Regions from separate parts of the Homo sapiens genome. Here region 2 is linked to region 1. A link is a contact called in ENCODE Hi-C data. All regions are on one chromosome and are shown on one strand. The core of a region is the stretch at or near the end of the contact, and the rest is flanking DNA. Distances in the headings are between cores, read along the strand shown.

Evidence for each region. Hi-C counts contacts between places; a loop is a spot of excess contacts on that map. Pooled maps may share reads with other maps.
Region 2: a loop to region 1 is called in a pooled map, with 6 times the contacts of the local background. The contact joins the enhancer-like site here to the promoter of TMF1 in region 1. A Hi-C loop is called at or near these places in 4 of 50 pooled maps.

What each region holds. Positions count from the first base shown.
Region 1 is chr3:69,049,251-69,056,432 of GRCh38, reverse strand. TMF1 (TATA element modulatory factor 1) reads left to right here and starts at 4,100. Exons shown (of 17, transcript NM_007114.3): 1 at 4,100-4,488. The coding sequence starts at 4,347. It overlaps UBA3 (ubiquitin like modifier activating enzyme 3), which reads left to right. Exons shown (of 18, transcript NM_003968.4): 15 at 150-250; 16 at 370-433; 17 at 528-582; 18 at 908-1,703. The coding sequence ends at 996. RefSeq lists an enhancer at 4,039-4,508.
Region 2 is chr3:66,299,586-66,306,767 of GRCh38, reverse strand. The region is part of intron 5 of SLC25A26 (solute carrier family 25 member 26); the gene reads right to left. Among named protein-coding and RNA genes, the nearest start is that of SLC25A26, 82 kb to the right of the region's middle. Within about 2 kb of position 4,312, at least 5 of the 41 ENCODE cell types and tissues checked have a DNase peak (open chromatin) inside an H3K27ac peak, as active enhancers do.

The sequences.
Region 1 (7,182 bases), core at 2,851-5,350:
TATTATGAAAAGCAGGCTTTAAAGCATAAAAATTTTTTTATAGGAAATATGCATGATTATAAAACAACCTGATTTTTATTTTATTGTTCATAAAAGAGACTAATATTGGTGCATGTGCTGCTGTAATTTGTTGTGTATTATGTGTGTAGGAAAACTGCCCAGCTTGTAGCCAGCTTCCTCAAAATATTCAGTTTTCTCCATCAGCTAAACTACAGGAGGTTTTGGATTATCTAACCAATAGTGCTTCTCTGTAAGTATTGTAGATTTTTGTTATGTTGTAAAAATCATTTTTGTGATTTTTGAAACCTTAAAAAAATTATCTTTTGATAAAAATTATGTTTGATACTTCTCTCTCATCATAATCTTTAGGCAAATGAAATCTCCAGCCATCACAGCCACCCTAGAGGGAAAAAATAGAACACTTTACTTACAGGTTATCAATGTGTATTTTAAATTTTTTTCAGAAAATTATATCAAGTTTTATTTTACTTTAATGTGTCTTACATTAAAGTAATTTTGTTTTCTAGTCGGTAACCTCTATTGAAGAACGAACAAGGCCAAATCTCTCCAAAACATTGAAAGGTATTTTACATAAGGGTATTTACTAATCATTTTCTTTCTTTTCTCTCTTTTTGGTGAAAGTAATCAGTGCTTGTTCTAGATTTCCTCTTAATGCCTTGTATATGGTCAGGTAATAATTACTTACAACTTTAGACATATTAATAGAATTAATTGCTCTTTTAGTAGAATATTTTAAAATCTCTAAGAAATCAAATATTACTTTGATTAAAGAGGATTGGATTTTGATGTTTTTCTAGACCGTAATACTCTGTAGTTTGTTTACATGTGTATTATCCTTTCTGTTGAGTTTTTTTTGCTTGTATTAATAATATTTTTTCTGTTTTAGAATTGGGGCTTGTTGATGGACAAGAACTGGCGGTTGCTGATGTCACCACCCCACAGACTGTACTATTCAAACTTCATTTTACTTCTTAAGGAAAATCTCCACATAATAGAAAACTCATGGAAATAATATACTTTGTGGATGCTAAGAAGTTGAATCGATGTCATTTTTAGCAATAGTGTTGCCACGATTTGTCTTTTTTTATATAATGAACCACTCTTTTTTAACTTTGTAACCTTCCCTTGAAGACAGAATTTTGGTGTTGGTGCTTGTAAGCATTTTCATTAATAATATGAGAAATGATACCTGGAGAGAGAGATTATGAGCAAATGTATTGCTTCTTTTAGAGGAGGAAGCATACAACCTCTTTTGTGTGAATTTTGTTATTATGGTCAAAGAATGCATTCCTAAGTTTTCATTTGAGTACCCAAATACACAAAAGGTGTCCCTTTAAGGAAAATAAAGAATTAAGTTTTAAATAACATTACATTTTACAATCTGACATCTGGAGTATATTGAACATAGGCTATTTCTTGATATAACACTCATTTAATTGTGGCCATCCAAATGAATATTATTGCAGAATTTATCTTGTTCATAATGATTTGTAAATGGTGTTATAGCTGAATACCTGTGCATGAAAATGGGCAATATTTTCATCTGTTTACTTGTAGTGCCATAGAGGCCAATATGCACAATATTAACTAATGCCAAGACATGGCTGTTTAAAAAATTTAATGTTCAAACAGTTATCACTGATGCTTTTGCACTATTTATTAATAAAATCATATATTGTGTACTTCTTTCACTGAAGTTTTTAAAAGTACATTAAGGGTAATCAGTAGTTCCATGGTAATATAGGAATAATTTTTAAATGTGTAGCAGAGTTATATCAAATTTTTATTGCACTTAATACTTTTGCTACAGCAATTTCTATAGTAAAAATTTACTGGTTTAATTTAACTTTCTGTATCAATATAATTTTTTTTTTTTTTTTTTTTGCGACAGAGTTTCGCTCTTGTTGCCCAGGCTGGAGTGCGATGATGCAACCTCAGCTCACTGCAACCTCTGCCTCCCCGGTTCAGGCAATTCTCCTGCCTCAGCCTCCGGAGTAACTGGGATTACAGGCGCCTGCCACCATGCACGGCTAATTTTTTGTATTTTTAGTAGGGACGGGGTTTCACCACGTTGGCCAGGCTGGTCTCAAACTCCTGACCTCAGGTGATCCACCCCCCCCCGCCCCCCTCGGCTTCCCAAAGTGCTGGGATTACAGGCATGAGCCACCATGCCTGACCATGTTTTTGTTTCTTTTAAGTGAATAAAACTTCAAACAAAATTAAGTACAAATACTAAAAAAGTAGGTGCTAGTATTTTAATATGAGAACATGTATGTGTTCTCATTCTTTGTTTTTGACTTAGATATGGCAGTTTTCTGTTCAAATGTTTTTTGGTTACTTATGTGTCACTGAGTTAAGTTTTCAGTAATCTTTCTAGCTACATATTGACAAATAAGTTTTATTATAAAACCATACGGAATAAATTTATAAGCTCTACCTGAAAAGTTACAGGTGTAGCTTACAATTTTGAAAGTGAAGGAACTAAAATTTAGCACCATATAGGTGCTATAATAATTCTCAAAGTAGCATTGTAAGAAGGTGACTCTATCTGAGAGCTGAATAAATAGTTTTAGATGGTTTAGGTAGGTCATTTCACCAAAGCTGTACAATTAGAAGTCTTGGAACTGTAACTGTACAGCTAATTTCAACCCGAATCTGCCCCAAATCTCCTCTGCAGACTACTTAGCTGTTTGAAAGTACTTGAGTTACTTGGTACTACTTGTGTACATGACTAAATTGTTAGTTTTAACATGCAAGTTTTTACTGTAGTTAGATAAAATTATTGGAAGATGATTATAACTTCTTAAGGGGTTCAATCTGATTTTTTAAAAGAAAAATAATTCTTTTTTGCAGAGTTCCTTGCAGTGGGGTAAAATATTCAAATATGGGAGGCAGGCATATAAGGTAAATAATCACAGCAGGGAGGGTGTAATAGGATGAGTGATAGGGGTCTGTGGCAAACTGGAGTGAGTGAAAATTATTTGGTGACCACTCTGGCTGACTATTCCCATGCTTGGTATTCATATTTTTCAAAAGCAGCTGGAAATCTAGATTTTTGAATGAAATCTGGCTTTTAGTTAGGATTTTGTCTTTAACTTGGGCCCAAACCAAATATAGCTGCAGACTGGATTAGGAAGGCCACCAATTTAAGGTATTTTCCCATGTCCAAATGTTCGAAGAGAATGCACACAGAAAAGGTTATGTTTTAAGTAATATGCACAGTGCACATTGTTAGGATAACAGCTTTAGTGCTTCCTAGGTGTCTTAGTCCATTTGGACTGCTGTAACAAATTGCCATAAACTGGGTGGCTTATAAGCAGTAGCAATTTGTTTCTTAACAGTTCTAGAGGCTGAGAAGTCCAAGATAAGGAGCCGGCAGATTTGGTGTCTGGTGAGGGCTGCTATTCTGGCTTAGAGTTGGTGCCTTCTTGCCGTGAGCTCCCTTGGGCCTCTCTTATAAGGGCACTAACCCCATTTATGAGGGCTCCATCATCATCTAATCATCTCCTAAAGGCTCCCCTTAATACTGTCCCATTGGAGATTAGGTTTCAACATAGGAATTTGTGCAGGGGACACCGACAGACCACAGTATTAGGGGTATTTTGACTGCAGCAATGAGTTTACTACTATTTTGAGAGAGAGGTTGTGCTTTATGCACCATGTGTTCCACGAGTTGGACACAGTGTTCATACGTGATCCTGTCTTTTAGGCAAGCCCAAACAAGTGTTTCTCCTTACAATACCAAGTTAATACAGAGCTTATTAAATATTTGAGACAAAGGGCTAAGAGAAGTGTGAGGCCCAATTTCCCTTTGCAATTATTGCTGGCAAGGTGCAAGCTTTTAGCACGTGAACTATTTTCCTGGAAAGCACACACACGAAAACTTGAATATTCCTTCCGGGGAAATCGACCTCTATCGGTAGCCATAGCTTCCCCTTCGCTAAGAACTGCTGTAAGCACGAAATCGACATCAATAGAAACCCTTCCGCGTTCCTCGGTAACTAACGGCAACCCTGCGCTCCCGGATGTGACGTCAACGTTCTTCTGTTCTTCCGTCTGTCGACCGAACTCTGGGCTCGTAGATTTGGTTGCTGTGTACGTGGAAGAAGCAAGCGCATGCGCACATGGGCCCCCTTCGTCTCAGCTGTGCGGGAACGGCCGAGGGTAACATCCCGGGCTCGCGGGAGGCTGTCGGGGTAATGGCCACACGCTGACAGAACCAGCCGAGTGGAAAAGGGGAGCGAAGCCGTTCCTCTGCACCCTTCCCCAGGCCTGAGGCCTTCCCGCTTGGTGCTGCCGCCGCCACTGCCGGCTGAGGAGGGGCGATGAGTTGGTTCAACGCCTCCCAGCTCTCCAGCTTCGCTAAGCAGGCCCTGTCCCAGGCCCAGAAGTCTATTGACAGGGTTCTGGACATCCAGGAAGAGGAGCCGAGCATCTGGGCCGAGACCATTCCGTATGGAGAGCCGGGTAAGAGAGAGAGGAGCGGGGTTCCTGGCTCCCGGAGGCTGCTGTTCTCTTGATGCAGGCAGGTTAAGTGGTGTAGAGAGGGGTCCTTCCTTGCTGAGAGAGTTTTCAGGAAGTAATTTCTCCCCGGCCCGTTCCCTAATGCTGCTTCAGCCTCCAAGTCGGTCTTTGCTGTTTTCCTGAGGGAAAACCCAGATCCAGGTTCCCCCTTGTCTTTCTTTGGTCCTGGGTGCGAGGCTTGTGGACTTGGATGACAGGGGACTTGGTTGGTTGGTCTTGCCCTCAAGCTCTCCCTCGACGCAGCTTCCAAGCACAACCTTCCCGAACCTGAACCTCGAATTGCTTCGCGTCTCGGGCACTGTTGGGATCCAAGGTCTGAAGTACGTAAATCATCAGGGAAGGGAAGAACAATCGCTAACAGTCAGTGAACATTTCGCGCTTGGTAGCGCGTAATGTGGTTTTATGTTGTTGTTGAGACGGAGTCTCACTCCGTCGCCCAGGCTGGAGTGCAGTGGCGCGATCTCGGCTCACTGCAACCTCCGCCTCCCAGGTTCTAGCGATTCTCCTTCCCCAGCCTCCCTAGTAGCTGGGATTACAGGCGCCCACCACCACGCCCGGCAACTTTTTGTATTTTTAGTAGGGACGGGGTTTCACTATGTTGGCCAGGCTGGTGGAACTCCTGACTTAAGGCGATCCACCCACCTCGGCCTCCTAAAGTGCTGGGATTACAGGCACGAGCCTGTAATGTGCTTTTTTATGGCCTTCTCATCTTCAGAACAACTCCCAGAGAGAGCTTGGTTTATATCCGTGTTTTACATAAGAGGAAAATGAGGCCCAGAATGGCCAAGTAACTTGCTCTAGGTCACACGGCGGAGGAGGATTAGAATGTGCCGGAGGTATTAGCCGGAAAATGTGTGACCCAAGATTTCTGGATGGTATCACATTTTATTTCTGAATAGCCAAGTCTCTCTTTGCAGTTTCATTGAGCTTAATCTTTCAGGGATCTTCATTCAGTTGCTTTTGACTCTTAAGTCTAAGGAACAGTTCAGCATTTGATGTGTGGGGTAAAGATTTGCTGGTGTTGGGGGATGTGAACCTTTGTGTGAAAAAGGATAAGAGATGTACTTGACTACTCCTTTCTGGTTTCTGTTCTTAATTTTACATCATTGAAAAGTCAGGACCTAAATTTGAGGTACCTCAGTTTAAGATATTTTGGTCCATGTGTGTATGTGATGATCCTCTTTACTTTTTACAAGATGTCATATAACCTTGCTGGAGTAACTCTGTTTTTTCATATGTGCCCCAGTTAATTAGAATTACTAAACTTTAGATAAGATAGAATATAGGTTTTACATATAAGGATATTTGTTTTCGGAAAATGCCCATAGTCTTCAGAATGGTATAATTTAGATGGATACCAAATAACCCTGGGATTATATAAAGTATTCTCCAAGAGGCAAAATTAATTCCTGTCATCTTTTGAATGTATTTAAATTAATCAGACATAATCTTGGTTGTTCATTTGCATATTTAATTTTGATTTTCTCTGGTTTGGATATTGTGCAAATGAATGTGTAGAACTATGCCTCCAAACTGAAGTTTTCTACATACTTTTCATCCTAACTGCCTTTGAAGTCATACATATATTTACATATATATATATTTGTTTTTTTGTTTTTTTTTTTTTTGAGACACAGTCTCACTCTGTCATCCAGGCTGGAGTGCAGTGGTGCCATCTCTGTTCACTGCAGATTCTGTCTCCTGAGCTCAAGTGATTCTCGTGCCTCAACCTCCCGAGTAGCTGGGATTGCAGGTTTGCGTCACCACACCTGCCTAATTTTTGTAATTTTAGTAGAGACAGGGTTTTACCATGTTGGCCAGGCTGGTCTTGAACTCCTGACCTCAGGTGGTCCGCCCGCCTCGGCCTCCCAAAGTGCTGAGATTACAAGCGTGAGCCACTGCGCCTGGCCTGAAGTCATATTAAAGGATAGATTCTACTATAAGGCTTGATAGTTTTTAGAAGCTTTTAGTTACTTGTGCTCTCTCCACCAACTTCTAATTGTGAATATTTTGTGAATATTTTGTTCAGCCACATTTTAATTTGAAAAAGAAAACATTTTTAAAGAAATGCTTTAAATACTTTAACGAATATACCATTTTTAAGATCCTGATTATGCCATTTTTAAAAATCAGGATTTTAGTAGTAGCTATTTGTATGACTGATATGATAATTAACTTTTTCCCCAAGAAAACAGTCATTTTCTTTGTAGCGCTTTTTTAAAAACCCTAGTGTCAACCACCTCTATGTCAAAGAGCAATAGTTCTTAAAAAAACACACATTTCTGAAATTTATAATGACCTTGTAATTTCTGACATAATTTAGAATTTGAGAACAAAACTTCCTCTTAGAGTGGGCTTGGAGAGTGGGATTTAGAGAATCAGCCTGTGATTAAGTGGATGAAAATGAATTTGTTCTCTAGAACTTACCATTCCCATCAGTTTAATATGATCTTCGGGAAAGAACATTTGTCACCATTATCTTGGTTTGAGGCTTTTGTTGTTTTGTTTGTTTTCGAGACAGGTTCTCGATCTGTCACCCAGGCTGAAGTGCAGTGGTTTGATCATGGCTCACTGCAGCTTCCACCTCCTGGGCTCAGATGATCTTCCCACCTCAGCCTCCTGAGTAGCTGGGACCAC
Region 2 (7,182 bases), core at 3,063-5,562, 2.7 Mb after region 1:
AGAAAACCAAACACCATATGTTCTTGCTCATAAGTGGGAGGTGAACAATGAGAACACATGGACCCAGGGAGGGGAACATCTCACACTGGGGCCTGTTGGGGGCTGGGGGCAAGGGGATGGATAGCATTAGGAGAAATACCTAACGCATGTGGGGCTTAAAATCTAGATGACAGGTTGATGGGTGCAGCAAACCACCATGGCACATGTATACCTATGTAACAAACCTGCACGTTGTGCACATGTATCCCCAGAACTTAAAGTATTAAAAAAGAAAAGAAAAAAGAGAGAGACAAGAAAAAGAAAAACAACCCTATTAAAAAGTGGGCAAAGGACATGAAAAGACACTTCTCAAAAGAAGACATTCATGCAGCCAACAAACATAAGAAAAAAAAGCTCAACATCACTGATTAGAGAAATGAAAATCAAAACCACAATGAGATACCGTCTCACGCCATTCACAATGGCAATTATTACAAAGTTAAGAAACAGACCAGGCGCAGTGGCTTACGCCTGTAATCCTAGCACTTTGGGAGGCCAAGGTGGGTGAATCACGAGGTCAGGAGTTTGAAACCAGCCTGGCCAGCATGGTGAAACCTTGTTTCTACTAAACAAAAAATTAGCTGGGCATGGTGGTGCACACCTGTAGTCCCAGCTACTCGGGAGGCTGACGCAGGAGAACTGCTTGAAATTGGCAGGCAGAGGTTAAAGTGAGTCATGTTAGTGCCACTGCACTCCAGCCTAGGCAACAGAGCGAGACTCCATCTCAAAAAAAAGAAAAGAAAAAGAAAAAAAGAAAGAAACAATAGATGCTGGCGAGGTTGAGGAAAGACAGGAATGCTTTTACGCTATTGGTGAAAATGTAAATTAGTTCAACCATTGTGGAAGATGGGGTGGCAATTCCTCAAAGAGCAAGAACCAGAAATACCATTTGACCCAGCAATCCCATTACAGGGTATATGCTCAAAGGAATATAAATCATTATATTACAAAGACACACGCACATGTATGTTCACTGCAGCACTATTCACAATAGCAAAGACAAGGAATCAACCCAAACCAAATACCACATGCTCTCACTTGTAAGTGAACAATGAGAACACATGGACACAGGGAGGGAAACAACACACTCTGGGGCCTTTCACAGGGTGGGGTGGGGGGAAGGGGAGCATTAGGAAAGATGGCTAATGCATGCTGGGCTTAATACCAAGGTGATGGGTTGACAGGTGCAGCAAACCACCATAGCACATATTTACCTATGTAACAAAGCTGCATATCCTACATATGTATCCTGGAGCTTAAAAATTAAAATGAAATAAATAAATAAAAGTCCTTCAATCCCTAATATAAAAAATTTGATATCTGTTAACATCACCTTTTAAAATCCTAACCAGGAATTCCATTTTTTATAACACTGATTAAATTACATAATGTTACTCTTAGAGAAACACCTTAGAAGAAAAATAGCAGACCCATTTGAGATAAAAGACATGTTCTCCTGTTGTCTTTAAATTATAGCAATGTACTTAGTAACAGAAAAGAAATCCATTTCCTAAATTTAGACGCTGCTTCTCCCAACTTCTCACAACCATGAGAACACCAAAGAAAGGCATGAGAAACTAACAAACTATAATGAGCGTGTACATTATTATTTGAGGGGAATGGGATGGAGATCATTTAGAAATGCTTTTGGCTTTTCGCAGCTCTAAGTGTAAAAATTCAGTTCCTAGAAAACTGTCAGTTGCTAATAAAGAATCTCAGAACTCTAACAAGTGATACTACCGTGTCATAAAAAATAAATCACAAGATACACTTTTTGGTGACAAAATCTTTTGAGTTTCTTAACATTATGGGGTAAAATGGTTGTGAGTTTATCAGGTCTTTTTGGCCCTATAAATCATAGTACATGTTATAAGTCATCCTCTTAATACTAATGTATCAATTTTTATCACAATTCATTTGGTAAACAGGATAATTCTGCAAAGTATTGAAAATTGCAAAGTTCTGAGCCAGCAACAAATTAGATTTCCACCCACATGGTGGTTAATCAGTCCCATGTACAGAGAGAAAGGAAACTGGATATAATGATTCTAAAAGCATTTTAAAGAATGTATTAGTGAACAACGAATCCTCAATGCCTGACACCTCGATGGTTTCCTGAAAGCACCAGTGAACCATGTAGCGTATATCCCAGTTAGCATGTTCAGCAATCAGGGGTTGTTACAGAGCTTACCAGTATAACAGCATGTATACAAGCCACACACAACAACTCACAGAAGCTCACAAGCCTCCCCACACCTTTGACTCTAATCCTCCTCCTGCAAAAATAGAAGAAAAAATATGACAACAGACATGTGAACACAAAACTGAAACTGAACAGAAAAGGGAAGATATTAGCTTAGATATGAGACATAAGAAAAAGTATGCTCCAGAATCTTTTTAAATCAAGAGGCATTGTGGGAGGCCCCCAAGATTCCCACTCCCTGATGTACCCGCCCTGTATAATCCTCCCCCATCCAGTGTGGATGGGACCGTGAACAGGACAAAGACAAGTCCTGTGACGAAGTTACATTTAATCAGAAATATGAATGGATTCTGCAGATTTAATTAAGTTCCCCCATCAGTTGGTTCTGAGTTTATCAAGAGGGAAATTATCGTGGATGGGCTTGACTTCAAAGGTGAGTTCTTAGAAAAACCAGCCCCTTCCTAACAAGATCTGAAGTGTGAGAGATTCTCCTGCTGGCTCTGAAGAAATAAAATTTCATGTTGTAAAAGGGCCTATGGAGGGGGCCACATGGCAAGGACCTCAGAGCAGCCTCTGGAAGTAAAGTGTGGTCACCATCCAATCGCTAACAAGAAACAGGATCCTCAGTCATACTGCCACAAGGAAATGCCATCTGCCAACCGCCCTGTGCATTTGGAAGAGGACCCTAGCCTCAGATGAGATCACAGTCCCTGCAACACCTTGACTGTCACTGTGTGAAACAGTGAATGGAGAACTCAGCCACGCGGTCCTCAGACTGCTGCTGTAGAGACCCATGAGATCATCAATATATGTCACCTTAAACCACTAAAGTTGTGGTAATTCATTACACAGCAACAGAAAGCTAACAATCATCTACTGCACCTCTAGACATTCCCCTAAGTGATCCTGATGTTACATGACACTTGAAGTTACTCATTTCAATGGAGTGAAAAATGTGGGACATTCTAGTTAAGTGATCTTGACTGGCAGTTAAAGTTTCAGAAGTCCTACAATATTTTCTGACTTACAGCCTAATCTTACCTGGAAGGCATCTTGCTGATTATCTGATCCAGCCACCTCACTTTTAGCCAAGACTAAGAGAGGGAGCTAGCCTCCCCAGGTTCACAGGGCTAACGAGCAGCAGAGGACGAGCCACAGCCCAGTTCCTCCAACACAGTTAGCTGTTCCCAGAAGTCTTTCCTTAAAGGTGGCTGCGCCTTAAAGATACTTGCAGTTGTGCTTGACTAGAGAGGGGGAGAGAAGTATATCTCCTCTCTGATACTGTAGTAAAATGGCCATAAAATAAATACTGAATGCTTTAGAAAAGTGGAGTACAAAGCCAATATTTCAAAGGATTCAAAGACTAAAAGCAGTATTAAAGATGTCAACAGTGACTAGACCATGATAACTACTATATTATAATGTCTTCTGCATCTTTCAACCTCCCAGGGGACATTTAAATTGTCACTACTCACGGGAGGTGCTCCTGGTATCTAGTGGGTAGAGGCCAGGGATGCTGCTACACAGCCTGGAATGCAAAGGGGGGTCCCCATGGACACAATCCACAGCCCCTTAAACTCTGCTCTAAGGCATCAGTTATCTTTCTTTATCCCTGCTGACTCCCTAGCACTGAGACACTGAACACATGGCGTGCACCACCTGTGCTCCCTTACACACTCAGAAGGCAAAGCTCTCCCATATCTCAATTTTCTTTGGCTTGGGCTTTAATCACTGTTCTTTGGTTTGAACTTAAATATGGGCTAACCTTTTCACCAAGTTGTATCTAGCTCTAATACACAAGCACACCTGCCCAGCTCAATGTTGCTTCTGACAGACAAAGCCAAAACACTATTATGCATACTTGATTTTAACTAATGTATGTTTTACACATGAATCAAAATCTGGTGACCTATCAGCAAAGGCCTAGTGGAGTATGAGTGTGCAGAACACATGGTGGAGAACCGCTGCTTACTCTAAACTGCTGGCAGCAAATAAGTATTACATGACCCAAAAAAATGATATCGATGACTAGAATGAGAAAAGTGTCAAAACAACAGGAAGTGGCAGGGACTCTGATGACATGGAGAGCAGTTTCTGTCAAAACAAGCAGCCGCTACTCTGTTCTAGACAATTACTGCCATGCAGAAATGTAGGCCCACTATGACCAGATACCCAGATTGTCCAAGAAAACTTGGATAACTGGAGTTGTATATGAAACCACTCAATTTTAACATGTTAGCTTGTAGTTTGCAAAAACCTTGAGTCCAACATTTTGGGCCACGTCTTTGAAATTTATGGTCTAGAGATTGTAAGAGCAAATGAAGAGGTGCCAAGTGGGCAAATTCAGAGGGAGGAAGGTTCAGGATATACTTCTGCACAACAGATGGAGTATTAGAGACACTGGGGATAAAGCTAAGTGATAGGCCTTGGATGAGGCCAACAAGTTTCAGAGGAGCTGCTAGTGATATTATCATCATTATCATCACAACAATAATCATAAATTATAACATTTATATAGGACTGTATTTCAGGCACTGTCCTAAGCACTTCATATGCAGGAACACATGTAATTTTCCCAACAACCTTATGAGGTTGGTATTATTGTTACTCTCATCTTACAGAGGAACAAAATAAGTCAGTTTAAATAACTTGCCTAAGGCCACATGGCTAAGTACTGGAGCTGGGATTTGAATCCAGATAGGCTACCTTCAGACTCCATGTTTCTAATTACCCCCGTCACAATTCTAATGCTTGTATCTGTAGGCTTTTAATTCTGTATCTCTCTGTAACTACATATAAAATGTGTTTCATCCACCTAAGTTCTGAATGGTAACATGTAGATAGGAAAAGACTAAAACAATGCTTAAGGTACTCCGTCTAAACACGTATAGAAATGGAAGCATTTTTCCCAAATGAAAATGTTAGCCCCTGCTCTCTATAAATTATGTTGGCCTAGTAGGATTCAGTCCCTCTTGTTAAAGTTTTACTTTCTAATGACATTCTTGGCTTCTGCTTACATAAAAATACTAACAAACAGATGCAGAAGTCACACTCTCCGGCATGGAAGTCAAAAGGCATAGACGAATTGGTTGTGCCCTCCAACCAGAGTGGGAACTGTGGCAAACAATTCTAACGCCCATCAAAGATGCAAGGCATGAACTTGTCCTACACACTGTGGCAGCATTATTACTAAATTCCTTAAAAAGTCTGTATAAAAATCTGTAACAACTTGGCAAGCAAAATTACACTTCAAAGCAGCTAGTATGTAAATTAACTTCACATTTCACTTCATTTTAAAACAAGAGAAATTGCTATAATAAATTCAGGGAAACTGGCAATTTTGAGTTGAATACTAAAAAGAAAAGTAAATTTTCACCTTTACATGAGATCTACTATTTTTTATTCTTCATGAACCCTATCTTCCATTTCAGAATCCAATTATTTGAGGACACAATGAGTTCTATCATCATTTTATTCTGGCAGGTCAAACACTGGTCCAATATTATAAAAATGCATAGACTTTATTGAGACATAAAAAGCAACAAAGTATTTTCAATGCCGTAATTCCCAAATCTGCTTAGAAATCCAAACAAGTAATTTTTAAGTAGAATTTTAAATTGTGTTGGAAAAAACAAAAAACTCTGCATATACAGAAGCATAAATACAGATTAACAAGTGAATGCAACAAGATACTAAAATATAATACACGTGTTAGCAATCATTTTGAAGAAAGCACTAAAAATATCAGTACTAGTCCACCTCCCTTTAGTATATGCTACAGTCTAAAATATTTATATTTCCTTCTTTCTAGAAAATTATACTGCTCAAACTTTTTTTCATGAAGCAAAAAGGAAAAAGTCTCTCTCAAAATGCTATGCAAATATGCAGAAACCATGACATTATCCCTAGGAGGATGTATATAAATCCTTATTCTGTTATGGATCTTAAAAACAAAAAACGAGCATCAGCGACACCACCACCAAAGGACTCTTTAAGAAAGTACTTTTAAGATTTTAATTGTTCAAAATTGTTTAAGACAAATAGGAAAAGGTAATTTGAAATATATGCAAAGAACAAGAAATTTTACTTGTGGCTAATTCAATTATTTCCTTTGGAAAAGAATAAAGTTCAAATCATATTGCCAATGTCACTATAACTAAAATCTGACCATTACAAAAGGTCTCCCAAACTGCAGTCAATGGCCTGCTCACTTCAAGTAATATTGGTAATGGCTAAATTCCAGTATAACACCAAAAAAAAAAAAAAAAACAAAACAAAAAAACCCTAGCCTAGAAGTCCACTGGAGTTCACTGTAACGGGATTTAAGCTATAATTAAATTTGATTAGCTTGGTTCAAACCTCAAGTTCAAAAGACTTATCAGCATGAATGGATGAAAAACCCTTTTACACGGGCATTTTGAAAATATGAAAAGGGCTGACACAGCAAGCTTCAAAGACTTTAAAAGCAATTGACCCTTCCCAGAGCAAAGGAGAAACGCTAACAGCTGAAACTCAGATGCTGCGTGCAAAGAAAATAAAGTTCCAGATGGCTCAAAAGCCTGGTAGTTTATTAAATATTAAATACTATTATTTTTAACTGGATTTTTGCCCAGAGATAGCCAAATATGTCACCCATAAAATGTGAAAAAGCAGTATGATACCATCCCCTGAAAAACTGAAGCAAATAAATATTTTCTTTTTCAAAAACTACCCGCATGTGGAAGTTTCTCAAGGAGTTATACAAACAACCATGACAGTCAAACAATCAAGACGTTTAATAAAAAACAAAAACATCTATAACCTAAAAATCCAAATCAGTTTATTTCGAGACATTTAACTGTTACTCTATAAACACACACCTCATGCACACATACCCCCTTGGATCACATTATATTTTCATGCATGAAGAAAGGAGAAAAGTGAAAGAAGCAATAATAAAT